Linked DNA regions of Homo sapiens: regions 1 and 2 are each linked to region 3. A link is a loop called in an ENCODE intact Hi-C map of the cell type or tissue named here. Cell type or tissue: A673. All regions are shown on one strand.

Evidence for each region. A loop is a pair of places that touch in the nucleus more often than their neighbours do. Peaks named below come from ENCODE experiments on the same cell type or tissue, not always from the same donor. Only the 100,000 strongest peaks of a DNase experiment are listed, where the experiment ranks them.
Region 1: it touches region 3 in a loop (4-fold over the local background); 30 of 110 quality-filtered maps call a loop at or near these places.
Region 2: a loop joins it to region 3, with 4 times the contacts of the local background. A loop is called at or near these places in 24 of 110 quality-filtered maps.

The regions. Positions count from the first base shown.
Region 1 is chr15:48,248,850-48,253,849 of GRCh38, reverse strand. SLC12A1 (solute carrier family 12 member 1) reads right to left here. Exons shown (of 27, transcript NM_000338.3): 14 at 4,174-4,275; 15 at 2,080-2,235. Among named protein-coding and RNA genes, the nearest start is that of SLC12A1, 45 kb to the right of the region's middle. RefSeq lists an enhancer at 1,425-2,624. In A673, a CTCF peak has its summit at 3,064 (motif pointing right); a DNase peak (open chromatin) is centred at 3,119.
Region 2 is chr15:47,469,624-47,474,623 of GRCh38, reverse strand. It overlaps a transcript of SEMA6D not described here. Among named protein-coding and RNA genes, the nearest start is that of SEMA6D, 250 kb to the left of the region's middle. In A673, a CTCF peak has its summit at 2,989 (motif pointing left); a DNase peak (open chromatin) is centred at 2,953.
Region 3 is chr15:47,193,143-47,198,142 of GRCh38, reverse strand. It overlaps a transcript of SEMA6D not described here. Among named protein-coding and RNA genes, the nearest start is that of SEMA6D, 520 kb to the left of the region's middle. In A673, CTCF peaks have their summits at 1,968 (motif pointing left), 3,026 and 3,226 (motif pointing left); DNase peaks (open chromatin) are centred at 1,892 and 3,202; H3K27ac peaks cover 665 bases.

The sequences.
Region 1 (5,000 bases), 1.1 Mb before region 3:
GCTTTTAAAAAATCATCTGGCAATAATACATGCTGACAAACACGTGGAGCATCTAGGACTCTCATTCATGGCTTGTAGGAATGGAAAATAATACTGCTACCACAGAAAACAGTTTGGCAGTTTCGTATAAAGTTATATATACACTTACTATTAATCATAAATCCCACTACTAGATATTTACCCAAGGGAAAATGAAAACATAAGTCCACATAAAGTGCTGTGGACCTAAACTGAAAACAACTCAGATGACCATCAACTGGTGAACAGAATTTAAAAATATATGTGATGTATTCATACAATAGAATACTACTCAGTGATACCAAAGAATAAACCACTTACATATGCAACAGCATGGATAAATCTAAAAGCATTCTGCTAAGTGAAAGGAAGTCTTCTCAAAGGCTATATCGTGTATGTTTCTATTTATGTGGTATTTTGGAAAAGGCAAAGCTACAGGATCAGACGTCAGAAAAGCAGCTGCCTGAGGCTAAGTTGGAGGGTGGAGATTGACTACACAGGGGTATAATGGAACTTGTGAGGATGATGGAAATATCCTGTATCTTGATGACGGTTACAGCACTGTACGAGTTTGTCAAAACATATAGACAGCACATTTAAAAGGGCTGAATTTTGCCATATGTAAGTTATATGTGATGTTAACAATAGGTAAAGTCATAAAAGCTAAACAGACCCCTCCAAGGTAGTTACTACAAGCTCTGCTTTACTGGCAGAGTAAGGGAAAGGAGAATGTGAGGGTGGCTCTGGGTTACCCTGCACTGCACTGACTGCAGCCCCTCTTAAATTTAATATACATGGTACTAAAGTCAACACCCAAAGTTCAGATCCAATTGTTTATCCAATTGATTAGCCTGTGGCATCTTCCTATTGCTCACAACATCAGAATCTTTGGCATGACCTTTATGTTTCTTATTTATCTGGCCCCCACCAACTCTTCCAGGCTCTCCCTGTGATCCTTCTCCCCATCACTCAGGAACTTTCTGTGTGTTGAAGGCCTTGAGCCTTCCCAAATATGCTGCCCCGCACTTGCATGTGTCCTTAATGTCATTCATGCTTCACCTTCTGCCCAAAATACCATTCCCTGACTCTGATTAACCAAACCCCAGTTGCTTGCTTTTTTTTTTAATTTAAAAAACCCCTCATTTATTTATTCATTTAAAAAATATTTGTTAAATGTCCACTGAGTGTTTGACTCTGTGAACATAAGTTAGGAACCAAAAAGTTTTCCTGGATAATTCCAAAGTTAATCCTTCCCTCCCCTTTTCTCAGCAATTTGCTCATATTACTCTCATAGTGGTTACTATATTGTATCATAATTAATTCCTTAAGTGTGACTCTGTGAACTCCTTGAGGACAGGGACTATATCTAATTTATCAGGACATCAGAAACAGAAAGTGATGTAATGGAAAGCTTGTCAGGTTGGTTTGGTATCATACACATTCTGGTTATATGGTCAGCTCCATCACATCTTGATTATTACTTTGGCAAGTAGTCAACTCTTTGAACCCCAGTTTCTTCATCTGTAAAATGGGACTAATAGTATTGTGATGATTGAATGAGTGCATGGTATATAATAGGTGCTCAACAAGGTTAACTATTGTTATTCTTATTCTTATTCTTATTTTTTGAGACAGAGTTTCGCTCTTGTTGCCCAGGTTGGAGTGCAGTGGTGTGATCTCGGCTCACTGCAACCTCCGCCTTCCGGTTTCAAGTGATTCTCCTGCCTCAGCCTCCTGAGTAGCTGAGATTACAGGGGCCCGCCACCACACCCAGCTAATTTTTGTATTTTTAGTAGAGATGGGGTTTCACCATGTTGGCCAGGCTGGTCTTGAACTCCTGACCTTGTGATCTGCCTACCTCAGCCTCCTAAAGTGCTGGGATTACAGGTGTGAGCCACTGCACCCGGCCCCAACTATTGTTACTATTATATTGCACGATATTATTAATATCCACCTTACATATGCCTCACCTAAGCCCATAGAAGCTGCTCAATAAATGCTTAATAAATGAGTAGTTAGAGAGAGATTTGGAAACGCTATTCCAGACAGTCATTATCTTACCTGGCTTCTTACAAGTCACATAGACGTAAAGGAAGAATTCAATGACATAGGTGATGACAGCTGCCCACCAGTTGATGACAAACATGACTGCACAGCACAAAACAGCTCCAAAAAGAGATACCCACATGTTGTAAATTCCATACGCAGGTCTCCATCCTGAAAACAAAATATGCAGAAGGAAAACTTCCACTCTACTATGATCATGGCACTGAATATTAGAAGAATGCAGGTAACATGCCTTTTTCCTGACATAAAGAATCAGAACTTTTAGGCCAAGTTCCAGAATCTGTGATTATTTTCCTATGGTCTTGGGTCCCTGGTCTATGAAGATGGTACTTACACCAAATAGAATGCTGTAAAGTTTAGGAAATGTTAAGCATCTGAAAAATATGCCATTCAGGACCCTCCATACTCCGTGCTCCCGACTGTCTTCCCAAACTTCCAAACCTTAAGCATCTAGTATCTATGCCATCAGGAGCTGAAAAGAGGCAGGAGGAATGGAAAGAGTGGGATCTACCAGGTGGGGAGGAGAAACTTCTTGGTTGTCAGAGAAAGAAAAAGAGAAAACAATGGGCTTTTTGCTCCCTTGGAGAAGGTGGAGTAGTCATCAAGGGTCAATCTGCTTGACTTCCTGGTAGCTTCCATTACCCTAAGAGGACAGTGCTTGCCCTTTCAGAAATAATAACTGATGAAAAAAGATGGAGAAATGGCTTTTTAAACTTAAGGGCTAGCAAAGGCTTCTTAAACCCAATGTGTTAATGTGTCATGCATTTTGCAATGAAAATATTTCTCACAGTGCGCACGTGCGTGGGAGTTTTCTGTGTTCTTTTAGTTCCCTGAAATGGAAGCAACTGGAAGACAGTATGGACAGGAGGGAAAAGCTCTGATACGAAGGGCACCTTTTGTTAATGAATGGGGTATGTTTTAAATTAGGAGTTGCCAAAACACAGCAGAACTTTTAAGTGTTTGGGAGCAATTTCCTAAATGGCCACAAGATGGACATAGCACTTCAAGAACATCATTGAAAATAGTCTTATTTTTCTCTGAGTCTGGCTTCCCGTCCGTGTGTGTGTGTGTGTGTGTGTGTGTGTGTGAGGCAGACATTTTCTGGGTTTGTGTATCCATGTGTCTTCCTCTATATGCTGTTCTATATTTTCCTGTCTCTCTCCTTCTTTCCCGTTCTCTTTTTTACTCTTTTCCCTGGCTGCCTCTATTATTTCACCTTATTTTTCAAAAGTGGCCATAACATGGCATGGAGTCACACATTTCTGTGTTAACAAAACACACAAAGAAACAAAAATACTCTGCTACTTTCTGTAGCCTAGTATTCGTTAGATTAAGATTGGTCTGCCATCTATATTTTGTCTTATTGGCAGCAAGTTTTTCCAAAGGAGGCTTAATATCTTGTCAGGCCCTCAATGAGTGGAAATGTGTTTATATATCCGGTAAAAGTTCTCAAGGTGGAGAACTTTCTGAAGGTAGATAATGACAACTCTCTATTCTGGTAGAAAGGCAGAAGAAACTGTAGTGGACAATGAAAGCAAAGAAGAGGTGAGGAGTGACTAGAAAGGGGAAGGTTCTTTGGTGTGAAATTTTGAACAGCTTTAAACCACAGCCCAAAGGGTGCACTGATGCCACCAGCATCAATGCAGCCTGTCTACATTGCCTCCACTCAGCAGGTAATTATGGGAACTACTCATCCTTCTCTTCTGCACCATGGGCAGGAAACAAATTTGATAGTAAGGAAGTTTCAAATATATAGATTAATTCCACTTCTGTGGTCACTTTCACCCTGGAAATAAATAGTGGTGTTTTTCTACTGCTGAAATAAGTGTGGTTTCTCTTGCAATGAATAATTTATTGCCACAGGAGAAAATTGACTTTCTGGTTGGTCAAAAAGGCCATTGCTCAAATGATTCTTTTTCTATTTCAAAACTCATCCCCAAACTCACCAAAATAAAGTGGATTACGCTTCCCACTAGGATATAAGGAAACATATAAACACAGATTGAACACTTTTCACTGATTTATTTCGTTTTATTGAGACAAACTAACTGTTTGCTTAGGCATATTTTAGTTTGGAAGTCAGCTTACCTGGAGATTTGGCATAAGAGGCATGGAAGCAGGAGAAATTAATAAGTGCATATGAGGCCAGGAAAAAGTTGGAGATGATGGGAGCAATGGTGTTCAGTTCCGCTGTAAAAGTAACAGAATTGAACATGTACGTATGAGTGATGAGACCAGGGGCTGAACAGCTGTTATAGCCTCGAAGCTTGAATTTATTTGGAAATTGAAAACATAGCGAGCATCTGTCAAAGTTTAAGAAGTTAGTCATTTTTCTTTGGGGATACATATTTACTCTTAGCTAGGGTTTCCATAAAGTAAGTAATAAAAAAGCCTACCAATCAGAAAATAGACAATCGAGACCTCTACTACAAAAAGTTCAAGTGGCAATGGGTAGATGTGCGACTGGGCATACAATTAACTCCCTGTAGCTTTTCTGGAGGCATCTAATCCTGTGTTCTATAACTGTTATGTATGCAATAAGTAGGCTCTGCAGGATATTAGTTAAACAGCAGTGCACCGAAAACTCCCCAGTTGAAATCTCCCTGCATAGGCCCAATATGTGTTCTCTGATTTTCAGGACTCTTTGTCATTCATACCTTTTTCACATCTCTAGAGAGTTCTACCTCTGAAGGCTAGCCAAAATATTATTATTATTATTATTTTGAGATAGAGTCTAGCTCTTGTCACCCTGGAGTGCAATGGCACAATCTCGGCTCACTGCAACCTCTGCCTCCCGGGTTCAAGCGATTCTCCTGCCTCAGCCTCCCTAGTAGCTGGGACTATAGGCACCCACCACCATGCCCAGGTAATTTTTGTAGTTTTAGTAGAGACAAGGTTTCACTATGCAGGCTGCA
Region 2 (5,000 bases), 280 kb before region 3:
TAATAAGTCAGTACCTACTAGAGGGATGCTGCACATATGAGTATTTCATTGAAGTCACACAAGACGCTTTGAGAAGAATCATATTTTAAGATGATTTTTAAAGTCATGTGACATTTGCTGTGAAAGATATACTTGTAAGTTTAAGACTTAATGCCACATACCCTTTGTGCAATAAGGTTTTCATTGCCTAGAAATAAAAGTGTAGTTTTTGTTTATGGTAATTTCATGGTATAATAGAAAAAAAACAAATATTGAGCAAACATTCTACAATTAATTAGGCCATTTACTCTTCAATCTACTTCTCTAAATTGAAAGGAGAGAGGCCTCTGGCTAAGATATTCTGACTCCAATTGTGACAGGGAGGGTCTGTCTTCCTCATGGCTCAGTGGTAAGCCTGCCTCAGGCAGCCCTCAGCTTCTTCTCAACTCAGTTCACTCCATGAGTCCAAAAGCAAGGCGACAAGCTGACAGGAACTCAGCTAGAATTCTTGGCCTTCTATTCAGCTTCATGAGCCAAAGGGAAAAGAGGCCACCTTCCAAGGTCCAGCCAGCTAGGAATTAAGCCTCCTTCTCCTTTTTTCTTCCTATACCATTGCCAGAAAGCCTGTGGACAGCCTTCCCAGGCTTCCGGCTCCCCTGGCCAGCTGGGAAAGGCACAGCCTTTCCAGAACCCGATGAGCTTGCCAACAATTTTTTTTTTCTTGCCCCATGTAAGAGCCAGAATTGCGAGATTACAAAGCCACCATCACAATATAGTCACTAATAGATGTTTTAAGAGTCCAAGGGGAAAGAAGGAGTTTCTGGGTCAAAGAAAAAGAAAGAAAATGATGAGTTTCGAGCAGTGTAGTCACAGTTTTTCAGAGTTTGCTGATAATCAGAGCAAACCTTTTCCTTCCAGGGGACCCCAGGCAGTCTGGAAGACGTGTCTCTGAAATCCGTTCAGAGCCATATTTCATTAGTTTTATTTTATGAGAAGCTTTCTTTTTAAGCATTAACCCCAATTCTCTAACGCATGAAAAATTTAAGTTCATACTTTATGAAGAGGCATAATGCTGGTACCAAATCTCTATTTTACATATAGACTTCCTGAGGACTTGATGGAGAGCCAGCTAGTGACTCTCTTTCTTTCAGAGTGTGTAATGTGAGTCAGGGGACTTCAGCATAATTACTGGCTTTGACAGGTGATGTAGATGACTTCCAAAGTTGGCCTTGGTGTCTCTTGGCTCAGGAACTCCCCTGGCCCAGCCACAGACCCTCTCTCAAGAGGTACCGACTCTCTGATTTGGCCTGGTATTATCAAGGGTCCACTGGCTCCACAAATCCTAAATCTTCTCTAGCCCCGGTTTTGGACTGGAACCAAAGCTGCCTCTGCAGTGGCTGAGGGGAAGGGCCCAGAGTGCAGTGGGTACTGCCAGCTGTGAAGTGAGGGTGAGGCTGCCACTCCTTTCCAGGGAGGCCTGTCTGCCTCCTCCTCTCATCTATGTCCCCAGTCTCACGGCTGTCCAAAGGATTAGCAAAGCATTTTCTTTTCCTCAGACTGACCCTAGAGAAGACGTAGAGTCTGAATGTCTCTTTTCCAGGAAGTTCCCATGACTCTTTGGAGAGCAGAGTGCTGTCTAACTTATCACAGTTACAGTTTCAAATGGCAGGTACTACACAAAACATTGGCACTGTCTTTCTCCAGAAAAATGGGTGTCATTTGCTCTATTATCTGCATAACTATAAGCAACCAGGCAAGTAGTCCTTGACAGAACAAAAGCATCTTCAACCCAAAAAAAGTGATTCTACCTCCTACCTTAGACTTCAGAATCCAGTTCCAAAAATCAAATCAATATTTTCCACATTGAACAATTTCAGGATTCAGTCTTCACCTATCTCTCCTTTATATATGTGTATCTCATTTAATCCTCAATTCTACTTTTTATATCAATGTTATTGGTATTTTTATTGATATTTTTGATATTTTTAATATGTTATTGATTTCTTCTAAAGCTCAGAAGAAATTAAGATACACAAACCACAAGATTAATGCCACATAGATTATAAGAGATGGAGGCAAGATTTGATACCAGTTCTCTTTGGCCACAAAGCCCCATGTTCCTTCTACTACATGGAGGCATCCACATTCCTCCAATAGAGTTCTAGGGTCATTTTGAATTCCCTTTTAATATCTTTTCTGTTTGAGAGAAAAATAAATTGCTCCTGCTCTTGTGATTTGGAAAGCATGGCCTACCGATAATTAGGGCATGTGGACTTGGTTCTAATTCTAATACTGCCAGTAGTGCAATAAGTGACTTAAGCAAGACATGGCACATTCTGGGCAACCGTTTTAAAAATGCCATCCATCTTTAACTTTTTCTTATTTCTCTGTACAATAGGGGCTATTAAAATACACAGGATTTAGAGCCCATGCTAGTGTCTAATCCGGCAGCACTTTGGCCCCTTTGAGAATCGAAATGGCAAAGCCAAGGTAATATGGTCTCAAACTTCAGCTGTCCTGCGTGGCTCCTATCAGTCACAATTGCCTTCTTGCGTTTTGCTGATCTCACTTAACCTTGCTTTCCAAGGATAAAGTATTTGTGTCCTCTATCTATTCTCTTTTCTCTCCCTCCATCCCCTTCCCCCTTCCCTCTCTCTCTTTCTCTTTTTCGTGTGTGTGTGTGTGTGTGTGTGTGTGTGTGTGTGTGTGTGTGAGAGAGAGAGAGAGAGAGAGAGAGAGAAAGAGCACAGCCAGGTAGAACTCTGATCACCGGAGGTTGGTATATTTCAGGAATTGTCTTCCATTCTCCTGACACACATTTGTTAACCTCAGATGTTACTACCGGCATTTTCTTTCATAGACATGCCTCGCTCTCTTCCCAGGAAGACACTTAAAAATCAAAAGCAGACTACCTTGTAATCTAGCTCCTCCCACTAGGCCCAGCCCCTAGTCTGGCTCAAATACCAAGGAATATGGGCTTATCTGCCAGGCTGCTCTCTACTGCCATCTCATGGTAATTCAGCCTTTCTCAGAGAATCAACCTTTCAGTAGGTGCAGACCCTCACAGGAGACAGAAATCATAAAGGCTCATGTCTGCCAGAGCAGCAGTCTTTACGACAGATTGTGTAGGACTTAAAGGCTGAAAATATCAAGAAAATTACTGAAGGAGTTGAATGTTTAAGCAAGGTGTATATCATAACTTGATTTCAAAAAGTAACAATTAAGAAAGTATGACTTATGACAGAAGGTGAATCCTGAATCAGAAAGACCCATTTCTGGGGGGGAAAGTGGGAGTTTGAAACATACCAGAATCTTGAAGATATATTTATGGAGATGAACAAACTGAAAACATCACTAAGAGTCAGCAATGATTTCAACACAATGACTAGGACAGTGCGTCAGTGTCTCAGAGTCTATAAAAGCAAAGTCACAATGAAGTCCACTCAGTCACCCAATGCCGTGTCACTGTGTGCGTAGAATTGTCGACTGCCCTGGCCCTGCTCCCACCAACATTCATGAGGAACAGCAGCCACATGTCCACTCACAGACTCTCTCTGGCACTTGGCTGCTGCTTCTCCCATCACTTGATCATAATTTGGAGTATTTCCATCTATAGGCATCATGCAACTTGCCTTCCTGTGTGGCTGCTTAACAGACAAGGCCATTACAGTGTACACATTTGGTTATGAAAAGAACACACTTTACATTGAATAAAATTTGGGAACACCCCACAAAGGACTGTCAGTGTATGGCATGCAACTCACTGACCCAGGTTATGATTCAAACGGTGTGCTTGGGCAGTGCTTTTATTATTTATCTTTATTCTCCTCCTATTATATTTTTTTCTAAATTGGCAAAGAGGGTTTAGATAATAATAATAATACTTGTAGTTTGAGCTGTATTAAATCAAGAATCCAATCTGTAAAGCTAACCCAACCTGACCACTTAGTCAAGCTCGTCTAATGCCAATTTGAGGCAAAAATCAAGATTAGGTTAAATATTTCCCTAAAGGAATGAATCTTCCAAGTTCAAACTTAAATCAAACAGCAGTATCATTCCATGCAGAAGAGACATAATTGCAAAAAAGTTCATGCCTTACCTCCAGCAGTCTTGGGCTTCCAGAGGGCTTCAGGCTGTCGATTTGCGAACAAGAGATCCAGGATTACGCATTCTACAGTAAATAGAAAAAAAAAGAACAAAAATATATTGGGATAGCTACAAATGCTGTGAAAATGTGTCACCTACAGACTACTAAAAAAAGAGAAAATAAATTGGAATTAGGTTCATAATTCCAGTTGATATAAGCAATTCTAGGCCTTCAATCAAAAAGATTTCTCCATGCAAAACTTAATAAGTAATCCAACAGTGCTGACCAGGGCCTGACAAAACATATGGCATGGTTATTGTAGGTAAGCAAGACCATTAGGTGGAACAAGGACATGGAATAAAGTAACACCAAGGCACACCGTAGCAAAGTTATTTCCTTTCCAATAATTACAATTAGTTCATGGGAAAAGTCTTATTTTGGTTAAAGTATGTCTCTAAACTGTACTAATCTCTCTTTTAACTAATTTGGGTATTGGTAGACAAGATTCAACTAGAATTTATTAATAGGGTTTTTTTTTTCATTGCATTTGTATTTATATGTCTTCTATTTACCATCTGCAGGACACTGTGAGGAGCAAGTTGTGATTAGTATACAAAGTCTCGTGGAGTTTATAATCATGTGCACACTTTTCTGAGAGGAGAAATAAAGTATTTCCTTATAAAATGGTTTTCAACTTAAGTGGGAGTAAAGTAAATCTTAAGTAAATAATAACACTTTTAATATATCAACATACAAAAGATCTTAAAAGTAGTAATAAGTGACTGAGTTTGGGAAATAGAATTTTCATGAAGAAGGGAGGTAAGCATACCTGGGAGATTGGAAGCTAAATGAAGACAGAGTCAAGGATGTCTTTGTTAATTTTATCTCCAATATCCAGCAAAGTACATGGCATATGATAGGTATTTGATAAATA
Region 3 (5,000 bases):
GATCAATTTTTTACATTCCACGTGTGAGTGAGATCATGAGGTATATACACAATGGAGTACCATTCAGCCACAAAAAAATAAGGAAAATCTGTAATTTGCAACAACTCAGATGAAGTTGGAGGGCATTATGTTACATGTGTCAGGTAATACCAACTCTGTCCTTTTCTAGGACAGTAAGCCTTTTGACTCCCCAAGGAAATGATTTAAATATATCCAAAAATTATTATTAGTTTACAAATATGACACAGAAAGAAATTTGTATTTTGAAAAATTAGTAAAAAAAATAAGAAATATAAACAATAATACTTAGAGTACTCCATAGTGTGTATATATTAAACAGTGCAATAATTAATGACGGCATGGGAATACAGATCTCCATATCAAGAGGTCATTTCAAGACATTTCTGATAAATTATCCAAAACAGCCAAAGAAACTGGTAGGCTGAGAAAAGCCCTTCAGTGAGTCAAGAATCATCAAACAAGACTTAATGCTAGGATTTTTTTTTCCCACTAATTTTGTTGTGGTAGTTAAATTAGAGGCTATGAATGAACTATTGTGGATTTATTTCAATTAATTCCCCCTCTCCACTCCTTTCTTTCAATCTTTAGCTTAGGTCTTCATTACAAAAAAAAAAAAAGACACTTGCAAGTTCAATCTTTGAGATAAATTTAACAAAGCAAGGCAAGATAGAAGAGCAGTCTATGCACATCTGTAACCTAATTTAAAAACAGAATTTGAGGGGCCATCCTAATTGTTCTTCTGATTTTCTACTCTATTCCAATGATTTAAAGACCTTAAACTCACTGCCTGTGAAAACTTAAAAGTGTTGGCACACAGAGAACCAGTTAAGTTTGGCTCTCTAAACATCTGGAAGATAACCTCGTATACAGGGTACAGCATCAAATCATCACAGGCTAGGAGGAGAGACTCTTCTATAATGGAGAGTAAAATCTCACAGGTTAGGGAAGAACAACTGTTCTTGAAAGTACCAAAGTGATATTAATGAATCCACAGAAGAAGCTAAAAAACCACCACCACAGGTACTTAAATCCAAACTACAGAAAGGGGGAGGGTTAGATTCCCCATTTGGCCACATAGATGAGCAAAGGTTTTTTGAATTTATATGTGATTTTTTTTCTTAACAGTGCTAAGATCTCCTAGTATATCCTGTTCAAGAAACCATTAAGAATCTGGTAGTTTTCCCAGTTACTCAAAATTCTAATGAACAGAAGCAGCCACACAAACCCAACCTGACAAGCTTAAGATCTTTTGTTGGTTGTCTTCTATAATTGATATTATGTGTATATTGAGAATAAATGGATGCTGTAGCCTCGTGCCAGTAGCTCTTTCTAACATGTTTCGCATTCTCTTGAATCGTGTGCAACTTTAGAAATTTCCAATCATCTTACTTTTAAATACCTCAGCTTACAATATGAAAGGGCTTAGCGCTGATTTAAATTAAGACATTTTACATAGCTCTGCCTGCATGCTTTCAAAATACTCAGTCAATTAACATAAGCTACCTTCCAAAGGATTTGCTTTAAGTCAGGTGGAAAGGAATATTATTTCAGAACCAAAGAAGGAAAAAAGAATATGGAACATACAGCAAACCAAATTTCTGAAAAAACGTTAAAACTGCTCAATTTCCCCATATTTTAGGGGGGCTGTCTTTTTTCCTCTTTAAAGAGTTCTACCAAAGATCTCTTTTGGCACACAAATGTCCTCCAGGAGGTCTCCCAAGGGATATAATATCCAAAATGTTGCAGCCCCTTCTATCAGACAGTGGCTCAGAAAGCCTCTCTGCAGCCTCCAAAATACTGCAGGCTCAATTACCCTCCGGGTGCAGTGAACGGGCAGAGCCATTAATCATTCCCAGGGCACTAAACGCCTTGAGAACAGTTCTGAGTCTGGCAGCATTAGGGATGTCCAAGAACTGAGCTTGTCTCCAACAGCTGGGCCATGCTGCCACCTGGAGGACAGCAGAACACATAGCTCCTCAGATGCCAGTTACTTCCCTCCAGTCCTAGTGGACCTACAACGTGTGGGCTATGCTGGATGAATATCACCTGCTTCTTGGGTGGTTAACCCTGTTCTCACGTCTCCAAAAAAAAAAAAATCTGAAACTTTCCCCTTCATTGATAACTTGCTGTGGAGCACCTGAGGCCAGTGGTGGTGGGTGAAGGCAGGTGGCCTGGGGGGCCTTGCTTTCTCTGCTGTCCTTCATCCACACGCTCACCCACGTTGAATCCCCATCTGTAGGTGAGCCTTTCCTCTTACTCACCCATCCAGTTAATGGGGGTCTCACATTCTGTTCTTTCAACAAGACATCGTGTCCACCCTCAAAGTGCTCAGACTCTGGATGAAGAGGTAGACAAGAGAATAGAAGGCTGTGCTCATTCATGATAAATGTTCAAACACGGCGAGCACAAGATGCAGTGGAACCCCGAGAAGAGATACCTAAATTGGTCAGGGTCAGGGGTTAAAGGACATTAGGAAAGTCTCCCGTGAGAGTGATCCTTTAGAGGCATCATGAAAAGAACAAGAGTGTGGTTTTGACATCTGGTAAGACCATGGTAAAATACACAATTATAACCACAAATCATGCAAACTTTCTGATTTTCATTTTCTTCCCCTGGAAAATTTTTGTATTAATACCTATCTTATAATGTTATCAGGGGAGATAGAAAATTATATATGTCAAAGAGCTGTGATAGTATATTAGCTCAACACCAGATAATCATTTTTGTTCTAATTATCCCAGCTCTGGCAGAGAAAGTTAGACTTATCTGGGCAGAGATAAAGGGCAGGGAACGGATGATGCAGCCCAAGTAAGACAGGTGAGAAAGCAATGTGCTCTGGGGTCTTCACACAGCACATTGTCACTGGAAACACTTCTGTTTCACCCTTCTTTTCATGTTTCTCTGTGTCCATCTTTCCTCTTTTTATTCTGCTCTTTTTTTCTCCACTGTCCCCACTTAACACTCAAGGGAAAGTAAAAATGCCATTTGTTTCTAGAATATTAAACAAGTTTTTAAGTTTCAGGTAATTAATGATAAGAATATTTGTATGGAGGAGAAATAGGCATCTGGAAATGATTCTTTTTTTCATCAAATTTCCTTTACGTAACTTGGTGGAAAACTTAGTAGGCAGGTAATGCTATTCTGGTAAGTGCTGACACCGGTTGATCCCTATAGAATGCACTAGTTAAGTTTGAGTGAGCTGTAGTGACACCTCCTGGTAAGACAAAGAGAACATCATTCAACACAAAACTTTCCAGGCCTTTATACTTTTATGATAAAAAGCAGTACATGAAAACATCTTCCATATGAAGTATCTTCCTAGGTGGAACAAAAAGTTTGTCTGTAAAGATAGATACACTCACATATGTACATACTCCAGTTGACTGACTACCATTTTAAAAACTGGCTGAGTCAAAGAAAGAAAACAGTTTTGTTTTTATGTCATGACATCAGGTAACTGTAATTTCCTAGACAAATATTTCATTCACATATTTTGGTACTATGTGTGCAAGGCCCTACTGAACATTCTCTAAAGCTAAGAAGAAGTTACTTTATGTAGTATTTTTGACCTGGTTCTTTGTGAAATGCTGATCTGATACTTCCTCTTGAATGCCTGGACTACCAACACCTTAATACTTCCACCTCAACCCTGCCCACTCCCTAGCCCCCACACGCAATTTCCCATAGGTCTGTCCTGGCCTGAAGTATCTTCAAGTCTAGAGTCCCCCAGTCCACTTACCTCCCCACTCTCCCTCTCAAACTCTCTAACTCTTTCAAAATGCACCGGTGTTTTGACAAGCATTTTTAAGACATTAGGTACCAGAAGTAAATGATAAGGAGTGTTAATAACTTAACCTTCTGTATCTCCTTAGTGACACATATATGACATATATATTTGACCTTGTAAATATTAAGTTAGCTTCTCTCAGAAATACAATTCCATGATCTTAATAGTAAGAATCTCAGCCAGCCAACCAAACCTATCATCCATCCACCCATCCACCCATCCACCCATCCATCCATCCACCCATCCACCCATCCACCCATCCATCCATCCACCTACCCACTCACCCAATATTTATTTAGTTGTCTACCATATGCTGTACTCTCTGTTAAGTATTAAGGGAACAAATGTAATCACAACAGACATTATCCTTGTTTCACAGAATTTAAAATCTAGTCATGAAATAGAGGGGAAAAGAGTTAACCAAACAAAAGAAAAGCTCAAATTGAGATAAGGTCTATTAAAGAGACAATAAGGAATAAAGAGTGAATAAAAAGAGTAAGAGATATTCTGCAGATTAATAGAAGTCACAGACAGGCTTTTCAAGGAGAAGGCAGAGCTAGAGACATGAAGGGCAGGAAGAAGCTATGAAGAGTCAATAAAAGTGTCCCAGATGAAGGGAACAGCATGCACAAAGGCCCTGTGACAGAACAAGAGTTTTTTTGTTTTGTTTTTGTTTTTGTTTTTCATAGAAATACCAAGGAAGCAGAGAGTGGTGAGAATTGAAGTTGATGTATGTGACTACAAGGATTCCATTCAAAGTGTAATGAGAAGCCTTTGGATGGTTTTAAGCAGAGAAGAGTATAATCCAATTTCGGCCTTGACAAACAGCTAAAACATAAGGTTCAGTATTCCTTATTCTTGAGATTACAAGTGTTTCAGATTTTAGATCTTTTTGTGGTGATTTGGGAATATTTGCAGTAGACTTACAAGTTCAGCATCCCTAATCTGAAAATCTGAAATCCAAAATGCTCCAATTAGCATTTCCTGTGAGTGTCATGTCTGTGCTCAAAAAGTTGCAGATCTTGGAGCATTTCGTATTTTGTATTTTCATATTAGGGATACTCATTTGATCCTCATAACAACCTTATAAGATATGTATTAATATTGTCAATTTTATTGATGAGAAAATGGAAGAGAAGTAACCTGCCCCAAGTCTCACAGCTATTAAGGGAAAGCTCTGGGACTTGTACTC